2 separate regions of the Homo sapiens genome follow, and region 2 is linked to region 1. Evidence: chromatin contacts called from ENCODE Hi-C or POLR2A ChIA-PET data. All regions are on one chromosome and are shown on one strand. Each heading gives the region's core, a stretch centred on a gene start or an enhancer-like site at or near the end of the contact. The rest is flanking DNA. Distances are from core to core; before and after follow the strand shown.

Evidence for each region. A loop is a pair of places that touch in the nucleus more often than their neighbours do. ChIA-PET counts read pairs that join two places held with the same protein, here RNA polymerase II (POLR2A).
Region 2: a map of posterior cingulate gyrus shows a loop between it and region 1 (4-fold over the local background). The contact joins the promoter of TRO here to the promoter of FGD1 in region 1. A Hi-C loop is called at or near these places in 1 of 168 maps with a recorded cell type or tissue (posterior cingulate gyrus). POLR2A ChIA-PET finds 5 or more read pairs at or near these places in 1 of 52 experiments (OCI-LY7).

What each region holds. Positions count from the first base shown.
Region 1 is chrX:54,494,269-54,499,036 of GRCh38, reverse strand. FGD1 (FYVE, RhoGEF and PH domain containing 1) reads left to right here and starts at 2,803. Exons shown (of 18, transcript NM_004463.3): 1 at 2,803-3,911. The coding sequence starts at 3,605. RefSeq lists a silencer at 2,691-2,740.
Region 2 is chrX:54,917,306-54,922,073 of GRCh38, reverse strand. TRO (trophinin) reads right to left here and starts at 1,250. Exons shown (of 13, transcript NM_001039705.3): 1 at 1,196-1,250.

The DNA of each region.
Region 1 (4,768 bases), core at 1,554-4,053:
AGAACAGCATATGCAAAAACTTGGAGGCTAGAGAGACTAAGGAATAGTCTAAGAATTTCAGCACGGAAAGGCTGGCAGGGGCACAGATCATGAAGGGCCATTTAACCTTTCCTGTTAAGGAAGGTGGGTTTCATTTTGAGCCAGTAGAGACTCACTGAAGGGTCCTAAACATGGGAGTGATATAATTTGATTTAACTTTTATTTAATTATATATATATATATATATATTTTTTTTTTTTTTTTTTTTTTTGAGACGAGTCTCGCTCTGTCGCCCAGGCTGGAAGCAGCATGATCTTGGCTCACTGCAACCTCCGCCTCCCGGGTTCAAGCAATTCTCTGCCTCAGCCTCCCAAGTAGCTGGGATTACAGGCATCCGCCCCCATGCCCGGCTAATTTTTGTATTTTTGGTAGAGATGGGGTTTCACCATTTTGGCCAGGCTGATCTCGAACTCCTGACCTGAAGTGATCCACCCACCTCGGCTTACCAAAGTGCTGGTATTACAGGTGTGAGCCACCGCACCCGGCCTTATTTATGTTTTCAAAAGATATACACTGCCTATAGTGTAGAGAATAGATTCCAGAGAACAAGACTGAAATAGGGAGGCTGTGACAGTATTGCAGGTTAGAAATGGTTCTGGTCTAAACCAGGGTAGTGGCCCCAGAAATGTAGAGACTACATAAATAGATTTGGTAGGAGGTCAAAATGATGGGACTTGGTGACTGCATGGGTGATGGAGGAGAGAAAAGAATTAAGGGTGTAACCCGGGTTTCTGCTTTGACTGGGGTCATTCACTAAGGTAAGACACAAAGAAGGACAAACAGGTTGGAAGGAGGATGCCTTGAGTTGGGAAGAAGCTGAGGTTTTAGGTGTCTCTGGGATATTCAGGTAGAGCTGCCTAATAACCAGTTGAATGCATGGGTCAGGAGAAATATCTGGTTTTGAGGTATCAATTTGGGAGTCATCAGCAAAGATATGATCATTGAAGCCAGGGGAGCAAATGAGATAAAGAAAAGAGCGGCCTGTAATCCGAGGCTTCTCTTTCCTCAAGTGGATCACTTGAGGTCAGTAGTTGGAGACCTGCCTGGCCAATATGGCAAAACCCCGTCTCTACTAAAAATACAAAAATTATTCGGGCTTGGTGGTGCATGCCTGTAATGCCAGCTACTTGGGAGGCTGAGGCAGAAGAATAGCTTGAACCCGGTAGGCGGAAGTTGCAGTGAGCCTAGATCGCGCCACTGCACTCCAGCCTAGGCGACAGAGCAAGACTCTGTCTCAGAAAGAAAGAAAGAAAAAAAAATCACATGTAGAGAGAGGACAAGAGCGCTCAGGCCAAAGCCCTGAAGAGCACCAGCATAAAGCGTTGGACAAAGAGGAGCCTGGAAAGTAAAAAAAGAATTACTAAGGAAGTAGAAGAAAAACAAGGAAAGTGCAGTGTCATGGAAGTGGTTTAAGGAGGAGGGAGTGGTCAACAGTGCCAAATGCTATCAAGAAACCAAGTAGGATAACCTCTGAAAAGATTCTATGGGGGCTGGGCGCGGTGGCTGACGCCTGTAATCCCAGCACTTTGGGAGACAGAGGCCGGCGAATTACAAGGTTAGAAGTTCGAGACAAGCCTGGCCAGTATGGTGAAACCCCGTCTCTACTAAAAATACAAAAAAATAGCTGGGCGTAGCTACTCGGGAGGCTGAGGCAGAAGAATCGCTTGAACCCAGGAGGCGGAGATTGTAGTGAGCCGAGATCGTGCCGCTGCATTCCAGCCTGGGCGACAGAGTGAGACTCTTGTCTCAAAAAAAAAAAAAAAGAAAAGATTCTATGGGATTTAGTGAGATGTTTCATGGCAGACCCTGATGAGAGAGAGCAGTTTCAAGCAAGTAGTGGAGGCAGATTGGAGTGGGTTGAAAGATAAGTGGGAGGTGGGAAAATGAAGACAGTTGGGTGTAGGCAACTCTTTTGAGAAGTTTGTAGAAGAGAAGAGAAGGAGGTGGTTGGAGAGGCAGAATTCTTGGTAATTGTTTATTTGTTTTTAGATGGAAGAGGTCTATGTTTAGATGCTGTTGGGAAGGAGCAAGGACAAATTCCTAGGCTTCGTAGCAAAAAGTCAAGAGCTTCCTCTACGGTGGCTCTGTTTACTCTCTGCAGCAGGTCAGGTTATTTGCTGAGGGTTACAGGGCAGATGGAGCACTTGGGGTTTGAGGGGAAAGGAGAAGGTTTGAAATGGTCACTGTGGAGAACAGAGGGAGAGCTGACTAGTAGGGTTGTGGGTCAAAACTGAGGGCCTGGTAGAAGCTGGGAACCATGGGTTTATAGTGGCACAAATCTGTGAAGTTGAATAGTTTTCCCCAGCAATGTTTAGCTGCCTGGGCGCAGGCATGGAAAAGGCGGACAGTTGGACCGATTCAAGACTGGGATGTTGCCAGGCGGATGCGACAAATCAGGGAACTGAGGGTATTTAAGAAAGTGACTAAGTAAGGGACCAAGATATCTGGTCTGAGCAAAGTGAAGGAGAATCAGAGACAGGTCCTCTATGAGCCAAGCCCTAGGAACACTCAGGAACATGAAGAAAGGGTTTTGGAAAAGAGAGTGAACGGCAAGCAGAGGGGGGAAGACCTGAGATGGGATGGAAGGGCAGATATGGGGGGAGGGGGTTGAGCCCGGAGACTTGCCTGTGGGGAAAGCAGGCTGAGGGGGAATTTTTTAAGGGGCAGGAGGGCCTTGAGAGCGGTAGCAGCGAGAAGTGAGGCGGCCCCGAGCGAGGGGGCGTGGTCAGGCGCAAATCCCGGGCGAGGGGGCGGGGCCCCGGTAACTGGGTCCCAGTGCCGCTGTGGCTGCGGCTGCCTCTGCGAGGCTCCCGCCTCCCCACCCCCCTTCCCAGGGCTCCTTCCCGCCCGCCGCCGCCGAGACCCAGGCTGAAGCTGGGGAGGACGGTGGAGCCCGGCCCAGGCCGTTCTCCTGCCCCCGCGGCTGGAGCATCGTCTGGGACTACTGGCTGAAGGCGAGCCCCGCAGCCCAAGCGCAGCGCACACGCGCGCCCCCGGCCACCGCCGTTCTCTCTTCCCTCCCCTCCTCTCCCCTCCCCTCTCCTCCGCCCCCGGCCTCGGCTGCGGCGGGAGGAAGAACGCTTCCCAACCAGCCAGGAGAGCCCAGATCTATTCCCATTCGGGGAGAAAGAAGAGACCCCGCACTTGGATCCGACCGACTTCTCGCCCCGGGGCCACGGAAGTGGCTCGCCGTCCACCGGAGAGTCCCCGCCGAGCGTAGCCCTCCAACCCTCGCCCAACCGCAGCCGCATAGACAGCGCTCCCCAGCGGGCCCCCGGCCCCGCCGAGCCCACTCCCCGCGCGGGGCCGGGGCCGGGGCCGGCGATGCCTGGCACGGCAGCGGCGGTGGCCGCGGCTGCTGCTGCTGCTACTGCCACCGCTGCCACGGCTGCTGGCCCGGGCCCGGGCTGGGGGCTTGAGTCTCTGCAGTGGGGCTGAGCCCGCAGTCCCGCCCCCCGATCCTGAGGCCGCTGCTCCGCCGGGCGCCGGGCCTCCTCCGCCCGCGCCTCCGCCCCAGGAGCTGGAGCCAAGCGGGGAGCTCGGGCCCCGCGCCCAGGCCCGGACCATGCATGGCCACCGAGCCCCGGGGGGCGCCGGGCCTTCGGAGCCCGAACACCCGGCCACGAACCCGCCGGGCGCCGCTCCGCCGGCCTGTGCCGACTCGGACCCTGGAGCCTCGGAACCCGGACTGCTGGCGCGCAGGGGCTCAGGTTCGGCTCTTGGCGGCCCACTGGATCCCCAGTTTGTCGGACCCTCGGACACCAGCCTGGGCGCTGCTCCAGGCCACCGGGTCTTGCCCTGCGGTCCCAGTCCACAGCACCACCGGGCCCTGCGCTTCTCTTACCACCTGGAGGGCTCGCAGCCTCGGCCTGGTGAGTGAGCGACTGAGAGAGCATGGGAGCCCGGGCCACGGGCCTGGTACTGGGAGCGGGTTCTTGTTCTCGAGCCCTCTAAGCCCCACCTCGGAACAGGCTCGCTTACCTCGGCCCTTTGGGTTCCCTCAAACCCCTCCTCCTCCCCACGTCCCTTGGCCTTATGTCCAGTCCTTTCAACCTCTGTCCCCATCTCCTCTCTCTGTCCCTTGTGCCCCTCAACCTCTCCAACCCCCTTCTCCTCTGTCTGCTGAGGCTAATGGGAGAGGGAGCACTCGCGAGAAAAAGAGGGAGGATTGCAAGGCAGCAATCCTTGGATATTTGGTTGGGGAAACCAGGGTTTCGTTTGGAGAACAGAAGAAAAAAAGGAGCCTTACATTTGCCAAGCGCCTACATTGTACCAGGCACTGGACTGGGTGCTTTACATGGATTTTCATTTCAGCTTCAGGAACCCTCATGAAGTAGATACCATTAGTCCCATTTTGTAGGGAAGGAAACTGAAGCTCAGAGAAGTTAAGCAACTTGCCCAAGGTCACACAGCTAGTATGGAGCCACGATTCAAACCAGATCTGTTTGTGTCCAAAGTCTGTGGTCTTTCTGCTTCCCCAAACTGAGGCTGGAGACCATGAAAGTAATGCCAAGCCTTCTGCTTATGTGATTTTCTCCTGTACTATTCAGCAGCCCTGGAGTATGAGCGGAAAAAAAAAAAAAAAAAAAAAAAAAGAAAGACGGTGGATTGATCCAAGGTTGAGATTTTGCCAGGTGTGTGTGGCGGGAGAACAAGGGAAGGAAGGAGTAGAAGGTGCTGAGAGAGAAAGGTGGAAGAGGTGGGCCTTGGGAGTCAGGCTAGAGGAGAA
Region 2 (4,768 bases), core at 1-2,500, 420 kb before region 1:
CCATCTGGTTTCCAAGGCCCAGCTCCTTTTGCCTCCGAGAGAGTCAGTTCTACGACCCCACCCCTTTACACGCCCCCTCCGCAACTCGATAGTGCGCATGCGCACCGACTAGAGGCGCCCCCACCCCCCATCTTAGGCCCACCTCTATCCCAAAAGAACCATTCTTCAATGCCCTCCGCGCGCATGCGCCTTGGTAAACCGGACAGTTTCTAACCAGCTCAATCCCACATCTGCCCCCTGCTCTCAGAGCAACAGAACATCTTGGCGCCACCCCGACCCACTCTTTCTAACTGCATCACATCTCGATCCAACCCTTCCCCCAACACTAGCCCCCTCCCTCCGCTCTGCAGTACCACTCCGCACCGCCCCTACCCCAACACCGCCCATCTCTCCTCTGCGGTACTGCCACGCACCGCCCCTTCCCAATACACCCCCCTCCCTCCGCTCTGCAGCATTTCTCTTCATCTTCCCTTCCTTTAATAAGCCCCCTCCCTCCGCTCTGCGGTACGTCTCTGCACCACCCCTTCCCCAACCAACACCACTCCCCCCTCTTTCCACGTCTGCAAGTGTGCAGCTCCGCCCTTTCTGCAACATGAATACCTCACCCCCAAATCCAACTGTATGAACCTTCTGTGTATTCCTGTTCTCAAACCCTACCAGGTCCTGTCTCTTCCCTTTCAAACCGGAACCAACCGGGTCATATCCCCTCCTTTCTCCTGTCTGAGTCTGGTCCTTTCCGTTGCTCAAAAGGGATGCTGCCCACTCTTATCTCTGGGTCCCGATCCCTCCATTCTGTGGCCCAAACGGGGTACTGCCCCCTTTCTCCAGCCTAAACGGAGTCCTGCCGTCTCCTATCTCCCTCCCGAACTGTGTGTATCCTCCTCCCCTCTTGCTACCGTCTGAAGGATTTCTCGATCCTTCCTTTCTGCGGTCCCAACTAGGTCTGCATCCCTCCCTTTCACGGCCCGAACCGAGTCCAGATCGTTACTTTCTGTGGCCCAAAGGGGATTCTGCCTCCTACTTCCTCCCGTGCGAACTGGGTCCAGGCACCGCTAAAGGCGACTTTGATGCGGTTAGGTCCCAAACCTCCAGCAGGTTTTCTTCAAACCTTAGGGGCGTGTGGAGTCAGGCACGTCGAAGCCGCAGCCAGGAAGCCCCCACAGGGTCTTCACTAAAGCCAGGTACCTCAGCTCACCTCGTCTTCTTGAATCCAGAAGGCGTCTGCTCTCTCCAAGCCTCTCCTTGTGTCTGAGCCTATCCCCCTCCCTGGCCGGAAGTGGTCCTGCCTCTTTCCGCCTCCAGAGGGGGGTCTCCGTTCCTGCCTGTCAGTCTCCTCCCCTCCATACCTACTTTCAACTTTCCATTCTCCTCAATGTAGCTCCCTTTTTCTTCTTACTACCCCTATTCAGTTATCACTCCCTCTTATTCTCCATTTGACTTCTCTATTCCCCACTCTGTATCTCCGTTCCTATTTGATTCTCCTGTTTCCCCTAGGAGGAATGTAGTTCTCTGAACTCCCACACCAACCCTTCCTACAGACCCTCTATCCCAACACTATTTACATAGTGTTGTTATACCTTGTGTCTATGTCTCTCTTCCCTAGAGCTGCTCTGGAGCAGGGGACTAGGTCATATTCATTTCTGTTTTTCAAGTGTTACCACATTAAAACATTTAGAGGTTCTAAACACTAAAAGATAGGGTGCCCGTCCATCTTATGCAATTCAGAATAAAAACAGTAATGTATAAAAATCTATGAAAAGTTTTTATTGATCCCACAATGACTATATTGATGTTTTAACAATATCAGTTTGTACTTAGACTGTCTCTTGTGACATGGTGCACTGTGCCCCCATGCAGAAAACAATTCATGACATTTATCTATTCCATCAATCATTCAAAAGAGAGCAAGGATAACTACACATATGTCAAATAAAATAGACTTAAAGTCAAAAACCATAAAAGATCTTAAAGGTCATTATATAATGATAATGAGATAAATTCATCGTGAATATCGAATAATTATAAACATATTTAATATATGCACCCAACATAGAAGCACCTAAATATATAAAACAAATATTAATAGATCTGAAGGGAGAAGTAGACTGCAATACAATAATGGTAGGAGACTTCAAGACCCCATCTTCAACAATTCACAGATCATCCAGACAGAAAATCGATAGGGAAACATTGAACTTGAAATACACTTTAGACAAAAAGGACCTACGGAATATTTTATCCAATAGAATATATAATATTCTCAAGCACACATAGAAAATTCTCCAGGATAGATCATAAGTTAGGCCAAAAACAAGTCTTTTTTATTTTATTTTATTATTATTCTACTTTAAGTTTTAGGGTACATGTGCACAATGTGCAGGTTAGTTACATATGTATACATGTGCCATGCTGGGGTGCTGCACCCATTAACTCGTCATTTAGCATTAGGTATATCTCCTAATGCTATCCCTCCCCCCTCCCCCCACCCCACAACAGTCCCCAGAGTGTGATGTTCCCCTTCCTGTGTCCATGTGTTCTCATTGTTCAATTCCCACCTATGAGTGAGAATATGCGGTGTTTGGTTTTTTGTCCTTGCAGTAGTTTACTGAGAATGATGATTTCCAATTTCATCCATGACCCTACAAAGGACATGAACTCATCATTTTTATGGCTGCATAGTATTCCATGGTGTATATGTGCCACATTTTCTTAATCCAGTCTATCGTTGTTGGACATTCGGGTTGGTTCCAAGTCTCTGCTATTGTGAATAATGCCGCAATAAACATATGTGTGCGTGTGTCTTTATAGCAGCATGATTTATAGTCCTTTGGGTGTATACCCAGTAATAGGATGCCTGGGTCAAATGGTATTTCTAGTTCTAGATCCCTGAGGAATCACCACACTGACTTCCACAATGGTTGAACTAGTTTCCAGTCCCACCAACAGTGTAAAAGTGTTCCTATTTCTCCACATCCTCTCCAGCACCTGTTGTTTCCTGACTTTTTAATGATTGCCACTCTAACTGGTGTGAGATGGTATCTCATTGTGGTTTTGATTTGCCTTTCTCTGACGGCCAGTGATGGTGAGCATTTTTTCATGTGTTTTTTGGCTGCATAAATGTCTTCTTTTGAGAAGTGTCTATTCATGTCCTTCACCTACTTTTTGATGGGGTTGTTTGTTTTTTTCTTGTCAATTTGTTTGAGTTCATTGTAGATTCTGGATGTTAGCCCTTTGTCTGATGAGTAGGTTGCAAAAATTTTCTCCCAGTCTGTAAGTTGCCTGTTCACTCTGATGGTAGTTTCTTTTGCTGTGCAGAAGCTCTTGAGTTAAATTAGATCCCACTTGTCAATTTTGGCTTTTGTTGCCATTGCTTTTGGTGTTTTAGACATGAAGTCCTTGCCCATGCCTATGTCCTGAATGGTAATGCCTAGGTTTTCTTCTAGGGTTTTTATGGTTTTAGGTCTAACGTTTAAGTCTTTCATCCATCTTGAATTAATTTTTGTATAAGGTGTAAGGAAGGGATCCAGTTTCAGCTTTCTACATATGGCTAGCCAGTTTTCCCAGCACCGTTTATTAAATAGGGAATCCTTTCCCCATTGCTTGTTTTTCTCAGGTTTGTCAAAGATCAGATAGTTGTAGATATGCGGCATTATTTCTGAGGGCTCTGTTCTGTTCCATTGATCTGTATCTCTGTTTTGGTACTAGTACCATGCTGTTTTGGTTACTCTAGCCTTGTAGTATAGTTTGAAGTCAGGTAGCGAGATGCCCCCAGCTTTGTTCTTTTGGCTTAGGATTGACTTGGTGATGCGGGCTCTTTTTTGGTTCCATATGAACTTTAAAGTAGTTTTTCCAATTCTGTGAAGAAAGTCATTGGTAGCTTGATGGGGATGACATTGAATCTATAAATTACCTTGGGCAGTATGGCCATTTTCACGATATTGATTCTTCCTAGCCATGAGCATGGAATGTTCTTCCATTTCTTTGTATCCTCTTTTATTTCATTGAGCAGTGGTTTGTAGTTCTCCTTGAAGAGGTCCTTCACATCCCTTGTAAGTTGGATTCCTAGGTATTTTATTCTCTTTGAAGCAATTGTGAATAGGAGTTCACTCATGATTTGGCTCTCTGTTTGTCTGTTATTGGTGTATAAGAATGCTTGTGATTTTTGTACATTGATTTTGTATCCTGAGACTTTGCTGAAGTTGCTTATCAGCTTAAGGAGATTTTGAGCTGAGACAATGGGGTTTTCTAGATATACAGTCATGTCATCTGCAAACAGGGACAATTTGACTTCCTCTTTTCCTAATTGAATACCCTTTATTTCCTTCTCCTGCCTAATTGCCCTGGCCAGAACTTCCAACACTATGTTGAATAGGAGTGGTGAGAGAGGGCATCCCTGTCTTGTGCCAGTTTTCAAAGGGAATGCTTCCAGTTTTTGCCCATTCAGTATGATATTGGCTGTGGGTTTGTCATAGATAGCTCTTATTATTTTGATACATCCCATCAATACCTAATTTATTGAGAGTTTTTAGCATGAAGGTTGTTGAATTTTTTCAAAGTGACAGACAAAAACAAGTCTTAACAAATTTAAGAATATTGAAATCACATCAAGTAATATATGCACAGTGGTATGGAACTAGAAATCATTAATGATAAGAATTGTGGAACATTCATAAATATATGGAAATCAAAAAACATATTCCAGAATAACCAATACGTCAAGGAAGAAATTAAAGGGAAAATTTAAAATATCTTGAGACAAGCGAAAATG